Regions from separate parts of the Homo sapiens genome. Here region 2 is linked to region 1. The links are chromatin contacts, found by Hi-C or POLR2A ChIA-PET in ENCODE. All regions are on one chromosome and are shown on one strand. Each heading gives the region's core, a stretch centred on a gene start or an enhancer-like site at or near the end of the contact. The rest is flanking DNA. Distances are from core to core; before and after follow the strand shown. Region 1 holds the start of LINGO3 (leucine rich repeat and Ig domain containing 3). Region 2 overlaps TMPRSS9 (transmembrane serine protease 9).

Region 1 (7,664 bases), core at 2,315-4,814:
ACCCAGGAGGTGGAGGTTGCAGTGAGCCAAGATTTGCACCGCTGCACTCCAGCCTGGGCAAACAGAGTGAAACTCTGTCTCACAAGATATAAAAAAAGCTAATTTAAAAAAGCCAGGTGTGGTGGCACATGCCTGTAGTCCCAGCTACTTGGGAGGCTGAGGCAGGAGGACCACTTCAGCCCAGGAGTTCCAGGCTGCAGTGAGCCATGATCACACCACTGCACTCCAGCCTGGGTGACAGAATGAGACCCTGTCTCTTAAAAAATAATAATAAAAACTAATCCCTCATCATTTTGGGGAGGAGTAAATGGACACATAATATTACAAGACTGGGCTGGGCACAGTGGCTCACACCCGTAATACTAGCACTTGGGGAGGCCAAGAAGAGAAGATCACATTAGGCCAGGAGTTCAAGACCAGCCTGGGCAACTTAGTGAGACCCCATCTCTACAAAAAATAAAAAAATTAGCCAGGTGTGTTGCCACTCACTTGCAGTCCCAGCTTCTCGGGAGGCTGGGGTAGGAGGATCACTTGAGCCCAGGGGGTTCAAGGCTGCAGTGAGCTATGACTGCGCCACTGCACTCCAGCCTGGGTGACAGAGCGAAACCCTGTCTTAAAAAAGGCTGGGGCCGGGCTCGGTGGCTCACGCCTGTAATCCCAGCACTTTGGGAGGCTGAGGCGGGCCGATCATGAGGTCAGGAGATTGACACCATCCTGGCTAACATGGTGAAACCCTGTCTCTACTAAAAATACAAAAAAAAATTAGCCGGGCCTGGTGGCGGGTGCCTGTGGTCCCAGCTACTCGGGAGGCTGAGTCAGGAGAATGGCGTGAACCCGGGCGGTGGGGCTTGCAGTGAGCCGAGATCGCGCCACTGCACTCCAGCCTGGGCAACCGACAGGGTGAGACTCCATCTCAAAAAAAAAAAAAAAAAAGAAGAGAGGGTAGAGCTTGCACTGGACCCATCAGCAAATTACTGGACATCTTAGCAGGCATGTGCCACGCAGGGAGAGATGGAAGGTCGGGGTGGAGACGCGAGTGAAGAGGGGGAAAGGGGCGGGCAGAGGTCTGGGGGAAGGGCGTTCTAGGCAGAGGGAGCAGCCCGTGCTCAGGCCCTGCAGTAGGAGCCTGGCCCAATCTCCACCCCCAAGGGCTCGGGAGCACTGGCCACAAACCGGGCAGAACCACTGCAGAGTCTCTGCAGCCCCGGGAGAAGATGGGAACTGTTCCGATCTCCATTTTGCAGAGGTGGAGACCGAGGCTAGAGGGACATCCCCCACGGTTACACAGGCAGGGCCTCGACTGGACCCCAGCTGGCATCCCTCACCCTCCAGGACTCATAGCAAGTGTCTCCTCCTCCGGGAAGCCTCCCTGGCCCCTGGCTTCGGTCCGGGACCCGGTGTCACTACTGCCTCTTCCACGCCGCTTTGTGACGATTTCATATTTCAGGCATCTGCTCCCTCTGTCCGAAGAAATCCCCCTTGAGGCTGGAAGCGTCTCCTCCTCCTCCCTCCAGCCCTTGGCCTGGTATACAGTAGGTGCTCAATGAACACCTTCCTCCAAGAGCCCTGAGAGCCAGCTATCAGGAGCATCACTTTACAGAGAAAGAAACACGTTCAGAGAGAGAAGGAGACCTCCCCTACTGGGGTCACACAGCACAGCAGCCCAGGGCCATTTGGTGGGGAGAGCATGGGGTGTCATGAAGTCCTTCTGGACCTCTCTGGGGCCAGGAATTGAACCATACCCGCCCCCCACAGCATCCTGTGGGGGGCCTGGCCTGCAGCCTCCCAGGGATGCGGTTTCTGGGCCTCCAGCCAACGCGACAGTCTGGGAACAGAGCCTGCTTGAGTCACAGGTGGCTGCGTGAGTGCCAGGCCACCGCCAAAGCCACTGGGAATACACAGCTGGTGGGGAGGACTGCAGAGTGGGTGAAGGGGGCAGACAGGGCAAGGTTACACACACAGGTTCCCGAGGCCTCCTTCTCACCCCTCACTTGGGACAAATGGCATCTCCCAGCCTTGGTTTGCTCATCTGTGAGACAGGGAGGCTAAATGTGGCTTTTAGAAGATGCAGTGAGGGGCCGGGCATAGTAGCTCACGTCTGTCATCCCAGCACTTTGGGAGGCCGAGGCGGGTGGATCACCTGAGGTCAGGAGTTCGAGACCAGCCTGGCCAACATGGTGAAACTCTATCTCCCCTAAAAATACAAAAATTAGCCAGGCATGGTCATGGGCGCCTGTAATCCCAGCTACTTGGGAGACTGAGACAGGAGAATCGCCTGAACCCGGGAGGTGGAAGTTGCAGTGAGCCAAGATTGCACCACTGCACTCCAGAATGGGTGACGAGAGCAAAACTCCATTTCAAAAAAAAAAAAAAAAAAAAAAGACAAAAAAAAAGGTAAAAAACTTTCCATGAGCACTCGCAGTGCACTTGGTGTGTGCGCTGCTGTGTGCTAGGCGGAAGGCACATTGGGGAACAAGCCCATTAGACAAACTGAGAGGCTCCAAGCTGCTCGATGGAGGGACAGAGAGAAAGGCTGTCCAAGCTGGGCACAGCGAAGATCAAAGGCCTGGGACTGGAGGGACTTGGCCTGTTTGAGGAAGGCTGAGGGGGTGGAGCCCGGGAAAGAGTGAGTGAGGACAGGCCAGGGGGAAGGAGGTGGTGCGGCAGACCAAACAGTGCAGGCAGCCGGGCGGTGGCTCACACCTGTCATCCCAGCACTTTGGGAGGCCGAGGTGGGTGGATCACCCGAGGTCAGGGGTTTGAGACCAGCCTGGCCAACATGCTGAAAATCCGTCTCTAATAAAAATACAAAAATTAGCCGGGCGTGGTGGCGGGTGCCTGTAATCCCAGCTACTTGGGAGGCTGAGGCAGGAGAATCGCTTGAACCCAGGAGGCGGAGGTTGCAGTGAGCCAAGATGGCACCGCTGTACTCCAGCCTGGGCAACAGAGCAAGACTCCATCTCAAAAAAAAAAAGAAAGAAAGAAAGAAAGAAAGAACGAAAGAAAGAGAAATTCCAGGGTAGGTGGGGTGCAGACGGGACCCTCACGGCAATAGGGAATCACGGCAGGTTCTGGAGCCCAGTGGCTAAGCTTCCTCTGAGGGGCTTCCTCTGAGGGCCACATAAGGAATGGGCCTGGGCTGGGCTGTGGCAGATGTCCAGGTGCAGATGGTGGCGGCCTGGACTAGGGGTGGGGGACGGGGGGCAGAGGAGGCGATGGTAGCTTCCAGAAGGTTCCACACGGAACAACCTGCTGCACTTGGGGTGCCCCTGCGTTTATTGCACGGCACGGCCGTCTCCGCAGGCTCACCCAGGCCGTGGGGACAGGAGGTCCTCGGACACGAAGCGCCCGGGATGCGCACGGAGGGGTTCTGCACCCGCGCTCCCAGTGTCCCCGCACCTGCGCCCACGTGGCCTCTCACACCTGCGGCCCCAGCCGCCGCGCACGCGGCCCAGCGCAGCCCCCGCGCGCCCCCGCCAGGCGCGCCGAGGAGACCGGCGGGCGGTTGCGCGCGGCGGCGGCGCGCACGGCGGAGCCCGGGAGGCGGCGGCGGCGGCGGCGGCGGCGGCGGCGGCTGCTCGTGTCGGCTCCGGGCGGCCCCCGCGCCGCAGCCCGCGCCGTGTCCGCGGCGGAGCCGCCCAGGTGAGTGGCCGTGCCGGGGCCCGGCGTGGGGCGCGCCCGCAGACCTGGGGACCCCTCACCTGCACCCTGCGACCCTGCCGCCCAAAGCCCCCAACCCGCGACCCCATCCTCAGCCGGGGGAAATTGCCCCGCGCACCCCTCCCGGGCTCATCGCTCCTTGCCAGGCCCCCGACGCTCCCCCTGGAAACTTTGGGGGCGAACTCCCCACCCTGGGGCCCCCCGCCCCTCCTCTGGGGCGCCAAGGAGCGGGGAATCGGGTGGGCATCTCCCCGGGGCACTGGGGACGCTGGGAGGATGCGCTCCTCTCCAGGAGGAGATGAAGGGGGCACTGGTTGGGTCTGGGGTGTGGGGAACGTCCGAATAGAGCCTGCAGCCCGCGCCTTCCTGCCCTGTCTCCCCCGAGCCGGGTCTGGTCCAGCCTGGGGGTGCGGAGCTGGAAGACGCAAAGGGTATCTGGGGTCCACACCGGAGCCTGCTCCATCGCTGGAGCTGACGGCCCGGCCTGGCGGGGAGGGACCTGGGGGCATAGGGCTGAGTCCCCCTGCTCTGGGGGCGTCTGAATAGCACCAGAAATGGTGGGCCTGGGCACCCTGAGTGGGTGCCGCCACCTCCCGGGCCTCTGGGGCCTGGCCAGGGGAGGCCCTGAGTCCCATTCAACAAGTTTAGGGGAGCAGCACCTCGTGCCTTGGTCCGGGCACAAGAAAAGCCCCGGGTCCTTACGCTGGAGACCACCATGTAACTGGGTTTCTCAACGTGTGCTTGGGGCGCTAACGGTGCCGGTGTCCCGGCCCCCCCAGTTCTGAGGAGTCAGAACTTCTGAGGCGATGTGCCCCAGAAGCTGCATTTTAGCAAGCGGTCCCTGGCTAAACCATGGACGCAGCGAGGCTGCAGACACCCTTGCTCCGGCGGGGGTGGGGAGCGGGCGTCTGCTGTGCAGTGGTATTTGCAGAGGGACGATCTGGGGCTTGGCTGGGGGGAGCCTTCAGGGACAACAGAGCTGTGAGAACCAGAGCAACCCAGGAGGGCTCCCTGGAAGTGGCCTGGAGAGGATGCAGAAGGTGTGAGGTGTGAGTGGTCAGGTGGAGGACGCAGGCTGGAAACAGGTTCAGGGAGGGTGGTGCTGGCTTTATCAGGAGGCTGGTGTGGGGTGGGCTGCCGCGGCATGGCCTTACCCTGGCTGTTCTCTGAGCCGAAGCAGCAGCCATCGTCGGAGACAGGATCTGAGTGGGAAGAACCCACGGGCTTCCCCTGTAGACCCAGCTCCTGTCCCCATCTCGATGATGTGGGGTGGCAGGAAGGGGGCAGCCGGGCGGTGGGATGGGGGCTTAGGAGGGTTCAACTCAGCCTTCCCTGCCCTGCCTGTCTGGTCTTCACCGGTGACTTCCGGCAAATGACGTCCCCTCTCTCAGATCCACCCCACATGGGATTAAATGAGATGCTGCCCACCTCGGCTGCAGTGTGGTGCCACCATAAAACAGATGCTCAGGTCACGATGGTTACGGCAGCAGCCCTGCCTGGCCTCCCTCAGCCTCAGCCGTCCACCCCCAGGGTAAGCCGGGACCTGAAGGTGCCTTGCTGAGTGGGAATAGAAGGCAGTTTGATGTCTCTTCCCACAGCACTGTCATTCCCCGGCGCCCCCTGAGTCACTACCTCGTCACCAGGTAGAGCCTCTTGAAGAACTCTGCGAGCAAAGTTGGCCCCGGGTGGGCCCCATCAAGCCGCCCACCACCACATGTCAATCTCGGGCCTCCAAAGAGCGCCCTTCACCCTCTAGTGGGGAGCTGGGATTTTGTGGGTAGGAGCTGGCGTCAGATCCAGGTTCAAATGCTGACTGTCTGCAGCTAAGTTGTGCAGTGAGCTGGGGCCCACTCTGACCCTCAGTCTCCTTCTCTCCAAAACGAACTTTATTATTCCCCCTAGTCAGGGCTGGGCTAGTGGGTGAAGTGGCCGGTGTAGACAGTGGGTGCTCCAAAACTGGTTCCAGATCCAGAGGCCCTGCCTGCAGAGGGCAGTCCACGGCCCCCCGTGTACAGGCTGGGAAGGAAAGTGGGTCGGGAGGCCCCCAGCCCCTCGAGGGGTTGACGGGGACTAACAGCAGATGGAAGCTAATTAGGGCTTAATGAATTGTCATGGATGAAGCCCCGGGAGGGCCTGGATCTAGGGCAGAGGATGCAGGGGTCCTGGGGGACTGGCAGCGTGTCCCCAAAAGCAGACCTTGGAGGGCCACGTGCTGTGAGGGGCTGGGCCCCCTCCTCCCATATCCGTCTTAGAAGCTCAAACGGGGCATCCAGAGCACACTCCCCTTACTCCCACCGCCCTGGTTGTGGTGGGGGGCAGAGGGAGGGAGATGGAGGTCACTGTGGGCCTGGAAACAGAGGGGACCGCTACCACACTTCTCACTCCTGCCCCCTCTGGGTTTGGCCGGCCTCTAGGAGGGCCTTTCCCAAGGGAGATGTCAGCATCCCTTGCCCTGGGCGGGGACTGGAGGGGGATGTGTTTGAGGTAACCTTGCAAGAGGGAGGGGAAGAGCCCTGCTCAGAATAGAGGAGGCGGATTGGAAGGGCCGGGGGCTTAGCCAGGAGCTGAGGGAAGGAGCTGCCCACACCACCAGGCACCAAGAGGGTAGGGCCACCTCTGTTCTAGGGAGGGACCCCGGCCACTCACAGCCACACTCTGCCTTCTCCTTGAGCTAAGAGCTTCCAGGACCATTAATCCAGGATCCATATCTAAGGACAGCTGGGGGTACAGGGAAGAGAGGCCTCCATTGCCCAGGTCCTGCTGTGGGGGACAGTTTTGGGGAGGGGGTCCTCAAGGCCGGTGCCTGCACCGTGGTTGGTGCAGATCTCAGACCCCAAGGAGAGGTCAATGTCCCCTGCCTTCCACGCCCCAGAAGGCAGGTGCACAGATCCGGGAGGCCTCGAGCGACCTCCCTCTTCAAGACTGCAATGACCCTGATGAGTTCTGGCTGCTGTGACAGCAGTGGCTGGGAACCACACACATTTATTATTGCACCGTTCTGGAGGCCAGAGTCCAAAATGGGCCTCACTGGCGTAAAACCAGGGCATGAGGCTGGGTGTGGTGGCTCACGCTTGTAGTCTGAGCATTTTGGAAGGCCGAGGCAGGCAGATCACTGGAGATCAGGAGTTCGAGACCAGCCTGGCCAACATGGTGAAACCCCATCTCTACTGAAAATACAAAAAATTAGCCGGACGTGGTGGCTCATGCCTGTAGTTCCAGCTTCTCAGGAGGCTGAGACAGGAGAATCACTTGAACCTGGGAGGCAGAGGTTGCAGTGAGCCAAGATCGCACCAGCCTGGGTGACAGAGCGAGACTCTGTCTCAAAAAAAAAAAAAAAAAAAAAAAAAGCAGGACATGGCCAAGGCTGGGCCCTCCTGCTGCGCATTCCAGGTGAAAATCCGGTTCCCATCTTTCCCATTGCCCAGAGGCACCCGCATCCCTTGGCTCAGGGCCCCACCCTATCCCTTCATAGCCTCAGCACAGCCTCTTCCAGTCTCTGACTTTCACCCTCCCGCCTCCTCTCGTGAGGACCCTGTGAGATGTTGGGCCTCTGGATGATCCGGAATGATCTCCTGATCTCACAATTCTTACTTAATCCCATCTGCAGAGGCCCTTTTTCCATGTAAGGGTGGCCTTATCTGCAGTTCCGGGGATTAGAACCGGCTGGCTGTGGGGAGGCCTTCATTCTGCCAACCCCATTCTGCCAACCCCAGGCCCCCCTTCCCTGTTTATTTTTTCCCATACCATGGCCTGCCATGTGACAGTCGGCTTTACTTGTTTCTTCTGTTTCTTGCCCATAGACAGAAAGCAGGGATTTGTCTGTTTTGTTCACTGCTGTTTCTCTTAAAACCAGTGCCTGGCACACAGGCATTGTTTTTAAGTGCTTGTTGAATGAATGAATGAATGCTTGTTGAATGAATGTTTGTTGAATGAATGAATGAGGTGAACACATGGCCAGGAGCAAACCAGGGCCTAGGACTCTGGGCTCCTGACCCCAGCCGGCA
Region 2 (7,664 bases), core at 2,136-4,635, 73 kb before region 1:
CCACCGCGCCTGGGCTTTTCTCTCTTTTTTTTTTTTTTTGAGATGGAGTTTGGCTCTGTCCCCCAGGCTGGAGTGCAGTGGCATGATCTCAGCTCACTGCAACTTCTGCCTCCCGGGTTCAAGCAATTCTCCTGCCTCAGCTTCCCGAGTAGCTGGGATTACAGGTGCATGCCACCACACCCAGCTAATTTTTTTTTTTTTTTTTTTTGACGGAGCCTTACTCTGTCGCCCAGGCTGGAGTGCGGTGGTGCGATCTTGGCTCACTGCAAGCTCCATTTCCCAGGTTCACACCATTCTCCTGACTCCGCCTCCTGAGTAGCTTGGACTACAGGCGCCCGCCACCACGCCTGGCTAATTTTTTGTATTTTTAGTAGAGACGGGGTTTCACCACGTTAGCCAGGATGGTCTCGATCTCCTGACCTCGTGATCCTCCCGCCTTGGCCTCCCAAAGTGCTGGGATTACAGGCGTGAGCCACCGCGCCTGACCACACCCAGCTAATCTTTGTACTTTCAGTAGAGATGGGGTTTCGCCATGTTGGCTGGTCTCGAATTCCTGACCCCGGGTGATCTGCTCGCCTCGGCCTCCCAAAGTGCTGGGATTACAGGCGGGAGCCACCACACCTGGTTCTCTAGCTTACATTCTTTTACTCTCGTGAGACCCCAAGAGACCTTAACCTCAAACTCTGCATGTTCTCAGTCTGCAGGGACGCCTTTCTCTGCAGAGGGTGGGGGATCACCTCCACATTGTCTGCAAAGGTGGATCTCATTGCCTCCCCTCCGCCTCAGCTCCCCTGGGATGCTGTGTCTGCTGCGTGGGCGGAGAATGATTCATGCCTGGCCTCCAACACACTTTTCCCCATTAGAAACCCACAGAAAAGGAAGCTGGGGGAACAATGCCATTCTGTTTCCCCGGGCGGGGTCCCCTGGACGTGCCCACGTGGCCGAGGGCTTCTCTGGAGGGAGTGGAGTTGCTCTGGACACCCGTGGGGATGAAAACCAGGCCTCGGTGGGCAGATAAGATACAGAACACCGCATGGAGCTTGAGTTTCAGACAATCAAACATCCTTTTGTAGCCTAAGTGTGTCCCTGGGATGGTTCAGTCTATGCAATACCTTGGCCGGGCTTTGGTTCTTTGGTCAAACATTATTCTAGCTGTTTCTGTGAAGGTAATTTTTAGATACAATTAACATCTATTTATTTATTTTTATTGTTTTGAGATGGGGGGGTCTCACTCTGTCCCCCAGGCTGGAGTGCAGTGGTGTGATCATAGCTCACTGCAGCCTCGACCTCCTGGGCTCAAGCGATCCTCCCACCTCAGCCTCCAGAGTAGCTGGAATATGGATGTGTACCACTATGCCAGCTAAGTTAAAAAATTTCTTTGTAGAGTCAGGGTGCAGTGGCTCACACCTGTAATCCCAGCACCTTGGGAGGCCGAGATAGGAGGATCACTGGAGCCCAGAGCTCAAGACCAGCCTGGATCATGTAGGGAGACCCTGCCTCTAAGAAAATTTTAAAAATCGTAATTTTTTTTTTTAGAGACGGGGTCTTGCTATGTTGCCCAGGCTGGTCTGGAACTACTGGCTTCAAGCCATCTTCCTGCCTCAGCCTCTCAAAGTGCTGAGAACCACTGCACCCACCCAGCCCAATTAACTTCTCCTTTTTTTTTTTTGACGGAATCTAGCTGTGTCACCCAGGCTGGAGTGCAGTGGTGCAATCTTGGCTCACTGCAAACTCTGCCTCCCAGGTTCAAGCAATTCTTGTGCCTCAGCTTCCCAAGTAGCTGGGATTACAGGTGCCTGCCACCATGCCTGGCTAATTTTTGTATTTTTAGTAGAGACGGGATCTTGCTATGTTGGCCAGGCTGGTGTGGAACTCCTGATCTCAGGTGATCCACCTGCCTCGGCCTCCCAAAGTGCTGAGATTACAGGCGTGAGCCACTGCGCCAAGCCCAATTAACATTTAAATCGGTAGATATTAAATAAAGCAGGTGACCCTCCATAATGTGGTGGGCCTCACCCAATCAGTCGAAGGCCTTAAAAGACTGAGGTTCCCCAAGAGGAAGGAAATCTGCCTCCAGATAGCCTTTGGGCTTGAGACTGCAGCATCAGCTCTTCCCTAGGTCTCTGGCCTGCCCTGCAGATTCCAGACCTGCAGCCCCTCAATGGTATGAGCCAAATCCCTAAAATAAATCTCAATCTGTGTGTGTGTACATGTGTGAGTCTGTGTGCGGGTGTGCATCTGTGTGTGCGTGTGTGCATCTGTGTATGTGTGGATGTGTGCGTTTGTGCGTATGTATCTGTGTGCATGTGTGCTTTTGTGTGTGCATGTGTGCATGTGTGTATGTGTGCACGTGTGCATGTGTGTATGTGTGCATGTGTGGTCTGTGTGTACGTGTGCATTTGTGTGTGCATGTGTCTGTGTGTGTGTGCATGTGCATCTGTGTGTGCATCTGTGCGTATATGTCTGTGTATCCACTCAATTGGTCCTGTTTCTCTGAAGAATTCTGTCTCTAATCTGTATTTTAGTATAAGTATGTCTCTCTTGTGCAAAATGTAGGACATTCTCCGACTCCTACTAAAAAAATGTTTTGACCGGGCGCGGTGGCTCACGCCTGTAATCCCAGCACTTTGGGAGGCCAAGGTGGGAGGATCGCCTGATGTCAGGAGTTTGAGAACAGCCTGGCCAACATGGCGAAACCCCATCTCTACCAAAATAAAAAAATTAGCCGGGCATGGTGGCACATGGTTTCTTGGGAGGATGAGGCAGGAAAATCACTTGAACCTCAGAGGCAGAGGTTGCAGTGAGCACTCCAGCCTGGGCAACACAGAGTGAGACCCTGTTTAAAAAAAAGAAACGTTTTGGTTGTTAATCTGAAATTCTGGCTGGGTGCTGTGGCTCATGCCTGTTATCCCAACAGTCTGGGAGGCTGAGGCAAGTGGATCACCTGAGGTCAGGAGTTCGAGACCAGCCTGACAACATAGTGAAACCCCGTCTCTACTAAAAATACAAAATTAGCTGGGCGTGATGGCACACGCCTGTAATCCCAGCTATTTGGGAGCCTAAGATAGGTCAATCTCTTGAACCCAGGAGGTGGAGGTTGCAGTGAGCTGAGATTGCGCCACTGCACTCAAGCCTGGGCGACAGAGCGAGACTCCGTCTCAAAATAAATGAATGAATGAATGAATGAATGAATGAATACATATCTGAAATTCTAATGTCTCCGAGGGTGCTAAATGTTTTATTGTTGAGTCTGGCAACCCTATGCTGGGGCCCAGCCAGAATGTTCCCTCCTCAGGGGAACGTGTTCCTCTGGGAACAGCCACTCCATGCCTGGCCGCTACCATCCAGAGCCAATGAGAAAGGAGAGATGTACCAGGGTGGCGGGGAGTGAGGCAGGGGCGGCATGGAGCAAGGCAGGGGCAGCGTGGAGCGAGGCAGGGGCGGTGGGGAGGCAGGGGCAGCGGGGAGTGAAGCTGCACCACACTTTCCCATTTACTCTTACGCTTGAGTTGAACTGCCTTCAGACGAGCCAGAGAATCTCCAAGAATCACTTGATGGATGGTTTAGAAACAAAAGACACCGAGATTCACTTCTGTGATTAGAGCTGGAAAGGCACATTTAGAGTATGAGCTCACTCCCCAACACACACACACACACGCACACACACACACAGTGTTCATTCAACCCCAGCTGCCTCTGCTGACCCTGCCCCGCGGGTTTTCTAAGGATTCCTGTGTTCTCTAAATGGTCTTGTCATCACCATTATTGGTTCACAGAAAGAACTCCACAGCTATTTAGCATCAAACATAGAAGCGCCATTCATTTCACTCTCTCCATCCAGCCAACCTTTACGATGGGCCAGGCCTGGCTGCGTCGAACCCTGAATGAGACAGATACGATTCTCTGAGCTCAGAGAGCTTCAATCCAAGTGGAAGAGGCCCAGATCCATTAACATGATGCTACAAGAATGGCTCAAAACTAGAAGCACAACCAGAAACTTTGAATCTGTGTACAGGGGTCTTTGATTTAGACACGCCGTCAGGGGAGGGTTTTCTGAGAGAGTGATGAGTTATTCAAGTTCGGAAGGATAAATAGGAATTGAGTAAGCCTCCAGTGGAAGGAACGGATCCTACATGGCAGGGATAAAGTATCTAGAATCCCTGTGGCAGAAGTAAGGAAGTCAAGGCTATTGTAGAGAAACTGTATTAGTCAGCTATTGCTGTGTAACAAATCAGCACAAACTTAGCAGCTTCAAACAACATGCACTTGTTACCTCCTCACTTCCTGGGGTCAGGATTCTGACAGGGTTTAGCTGGGCCTTCTGCTCAGCATCTCATGAGGCTGCAATCCAGGTGTTAGCTGGGCTGCATTCTCATCTGAGGCTTGACTGGGGAAGAATCCACTGTCTTTTTTTTTTTTTTTGGTGGAGTCTTGCTCTGTTGCCCAGGCTGGAGTGCAGTGGCACAACTTTGGCTCACTGCAACCTCTGCCTCTCAGGTTCAAGTGATTCTACTGCCTCAGCTTCCCCAGTAGCTGGGATTACAGGTGCATGCCACCATGCCTGGCTAATTTTTTTTTTTTATTTTTAGTAGAGACGGGGTTTTGCCATGTTGGCCAGGCTGGTCTTGAACTCCAGACCTCAAACGATCCACCCACCTTGGCCTCCCAAAGTCCTGGGATTACAGGCATGAGCCACTGTACCTGGTTTTTTGTGGGGTTTTTTTGTTGTTTTTTTTTAAGACAGGGTTTCACTCTGTGACCCAGGCTAGGGTGCAGTGGCACAATTGTAGCTCATTGCAGCCTCGATTTCTTGGGCTCAAATGATCCTCTTGCCTCAGTCTCATGACTCTCTGCATGATTCTCCCACTAAGTGGGAGCTGAGAGCATAAACAGTCATACAACACCAGCAAGGTCCAAAATGGCAGCCACTGGCCCCATGTGGCTATTAAAACTAAAGTTAATTACAACCAGCCAGGTGCAGTGGCTCATGCCTGTAATCCCAGCACCATGGGAGGCTGAGGCACTATGGGAGGCTGAGCACTATGGGAGGTCGAGACCAGCTTGGGCAACATAATAAGACCCCATCTCTATAAAAAATAGAAAAAGTAGCTGGGCATGGTAGCATGCACCTGTAGTCCCAGCTACTCTTGAGGCTGAGGATCAGTGAGCCAAGGAGGTCGAGACTACAGTGAGGTGTGATTGTGCCACTGCACTTGAGATGGGCAAGAGAAAAGAAAGAAAGAGAGAAAGAAAGAGAGAAAAGAGAGAATGAGAGAGAGAGAGAGAGAGAAAGAGAAAAAGAGGAAGGGAGAGAGGAAGGAAGGAAGGAAAGAAAGAAAAAGAGAAAGAAAGAAAGAAAGAAAGAAAGAAAGAAAGAAAGAAAGAAAGAAAGAAAGAAAGAAAGAGAAAGAAAGTTAGTTTAGGGAATGTCAGGGCCTAGTGTGGGGTGGGGTAGGAGAACTGTGAGAGGTGAGGCAGGAAGGCCCAACAGCCCCATCTGGAAGGCTGCTGTGCACCACACTCAGAAGCTCAGGCTTGCTGGGCACGGTGGCTCATGCCTGTAATCCCAGCACTTTGGGAGGCCGAGGCGGGCAGAACACGAGGTCAGGAGATTGAGACTATCCTGGCTAACACAGTGAAACCCCATCTCTACTAAAAATACAAAAAATTAGCCAGGCGTGGTGGCGGGCACCTGTAGTCCCAGCTACTCGGGAGGCTGAGGCAGGAGAATGGCATGAACCTGGGAGGTGGAGCTTGCAGTGAGCTGAGATTGTGCCACTGCACTCCAGCCTGGGCGACAGAGCAAGACTCTGTCTCAAAAAAAAAAAAAAAAAAAAAAGAGAAAGAAGCTCAGGCTTTGTCTTAGGACACACGTTGCTGGAGAGCTGTTCCACATCAAGCACATTTAGAAAGTTTTGCCACCTACATTCTTGACTTCTCCCTCCAGGTATCTAATATGGTTTGGCTGTGTCCCCACCCAAATCTCATCTTCAATTGTAGTTCTCATAATCCCCATGTGTCATGGGAGGGACTAGGTGGAGATCATTAAATCATGGGGATGCTTTCCCCCATCCTGTTCTCATAATAGTGAGTTCTCACAAGATCTTATGGTTTTATAAGGGGCTTCCCCTTTGTTGGGCTTTCATTCTTCTCTCTCCTACCGCCATGTGAAGAAGGACATGTTTGCTCCTCCTTCCGCCATGATTGTAAGTTTCCTGAGGCCTCCCCAGCCATGCTGAACTGTGAGTCAATTAAAACTCTTTTTCTTTTATAAATTACCTAGTCTCAGGTAGGTTTTGTTTTTAGACGGAGTCTCGCTCTGTCCCCCAGGCTGGAGTGCAGTGGCACAATCTTGGCTCACTGCAACCTCTGCCTCCCAGGTTCAAGCAATTCTTCTGCCTCAGCCTCCCAAGTAGCTGGGACTACAGGTGTGCACCACCATGCCTGGCTAATTTTTGTATTTTTAGTAGAGATGGGGTTTCACCATATTGGCCAGGCTGGTCTTGAACTCCTGGGCTTGTGATCCACTCACCTTGGCCTCCCAAAGTGCTGGGATTACAGGCATGAGCCACTGCACCCAGCCTTGGGTATGCTTTCATTAGCAGCATGAGAACAGACTGACACAGTGTCCCGTCAACACTTACAGGGACCAATGGTCCCAGTTTGCCCAGGACTGTCCCTGTTCAGCACTGAAAGTCTCATGTCTCAGGAAACCACTCAATTCCAATCAAACCAGGACAGTTGTCACCCTATAAGTAATGCCTAAACACAGTTGTCTGAGTCTATTTTTGTCCTGCTGTAAAGAAATACCTGAGACTGGGTGATTTATAAGGAAAAGGGGGGTCAGGTGTGGCAGCTCATGCCTGTCATTCCAACACTTTGGGAAACCAAGGCAAGAGAATTGCTTGAGGCCAGGAGTTTGAGACCAGCCTGGGCAACATAGTGAGACCCCATCTCTACGAAATGTAAAATTTAAAAATTGACCTTTCATGGTGGTGCATGCCAGTAGTCTCAGCTACTCAGGAGGCTGAGGTGGGAGGGTTCATCACTCGAGCCCAGGAGATCGAAGCTGCAGTGAGCTATGACTGTGCCAGCCTGGGTGGCAGAGGGAGACCCTGTCTCTGCAAAAAAATTGTAAAAATTAGCCAGGCATAGTGGCACATATCTGTAGTCCCAGCCACTCAGGAGGCTGAGGCAGGAGGATCACTTGAGCCTGGAAGGTCGAGGCTGCAGTGAGTTATGATCACACCACTGCACTCCAGCCTGGGTGACAGTGAGACCTTGTCTCAGAAAAAAATAAAGAGAGAGAGAGAGAAGGAAGGAAGGAAGGAAAGAAGGAAGGAAGGGAGAGAGGGAGGGGGAGGGGAGAGGGGAGGGGAGAGGGGAGGGCAGGGGGGTAGGGGAAGGGGTAGGGGTAGGGGAGGGGGAGGAGAGGGGAGAGAGGGGAGAGGAGAGGGGAGAGAGGGGAGAGGGGAGGGGAGAGGGGAGAGGGGAAGGGAAGGTGAGGGGAGGGGGAAGGGGAGAGGGGTGGGGGGGAGAGAGGAGAGGGGAGAGGGGAGAGGGGAGGGGAGAAGGAAAGAAAGGAAGACCAGGTGTGGTGGCTCATGCCTGTAATACCAGCACTTTGGGAGGCTGAGGCAGAAGGACTGCTTGAGCCCATGATG

What was found. A loop is a pair of places that touch in the nucleus more often than their neighbours do. ChIA-PET counts read pairs that join two places held with the same protein, here RNA polymerase II (POLR2A). Pooled maps may share reads with other maps.
Region 2: a pooled map shows a loop between it and region 1 (1.9-fold over the local background). The contact joins the enhancer-like site here to the promoter of LINGO3 in region 1. A Hi-C loop is called at or near these places in 1 of 168 maps with a recorded cell type or tissue (chondrocyte) and 5 of 50 pooled maps. POLR2A ChIA-PET finds 5 or more read pairs at or near these places in 8 of 52 experiments (A673, B cell, CD4-positive, alpha-beta T cell and 5 more).

The regions. Positions count from the first base shown.
Region 1 is chr19:2,304,054-2,311,717 of GRCh38, reverse strand. LINGO3 (leucine rich repeat and Ig domain containing 3) reads left to right here and starts at 3,564. Exons shown (of 2, transcript NM_001101391.3): 1 at 3,564-3,642. It overlaps LOC101928572 (a long non-coding RNA gene), which reads right to left. Exons shown (of 2, transcript XR_007067088.1): 2 at 7,493-7,664.
Region 2 is chr19:2,377,357-2,385,020 of GRCh38, reverse strand. The region is part of intron 1 of TMPRSS9 (transmembrane serine protease 9); the gene reads right to left. Among named protein-coding and RNA genes, the nearest start is that of TMPRSS9, 21 kb to the right of the region's middle. Within about 2 kb of position 3,385, at least 2 of the 41 ENCODE cell types and tissues checked have a DNase peak (open chromatin) inside an H3K27ac peak, as active enhancers do.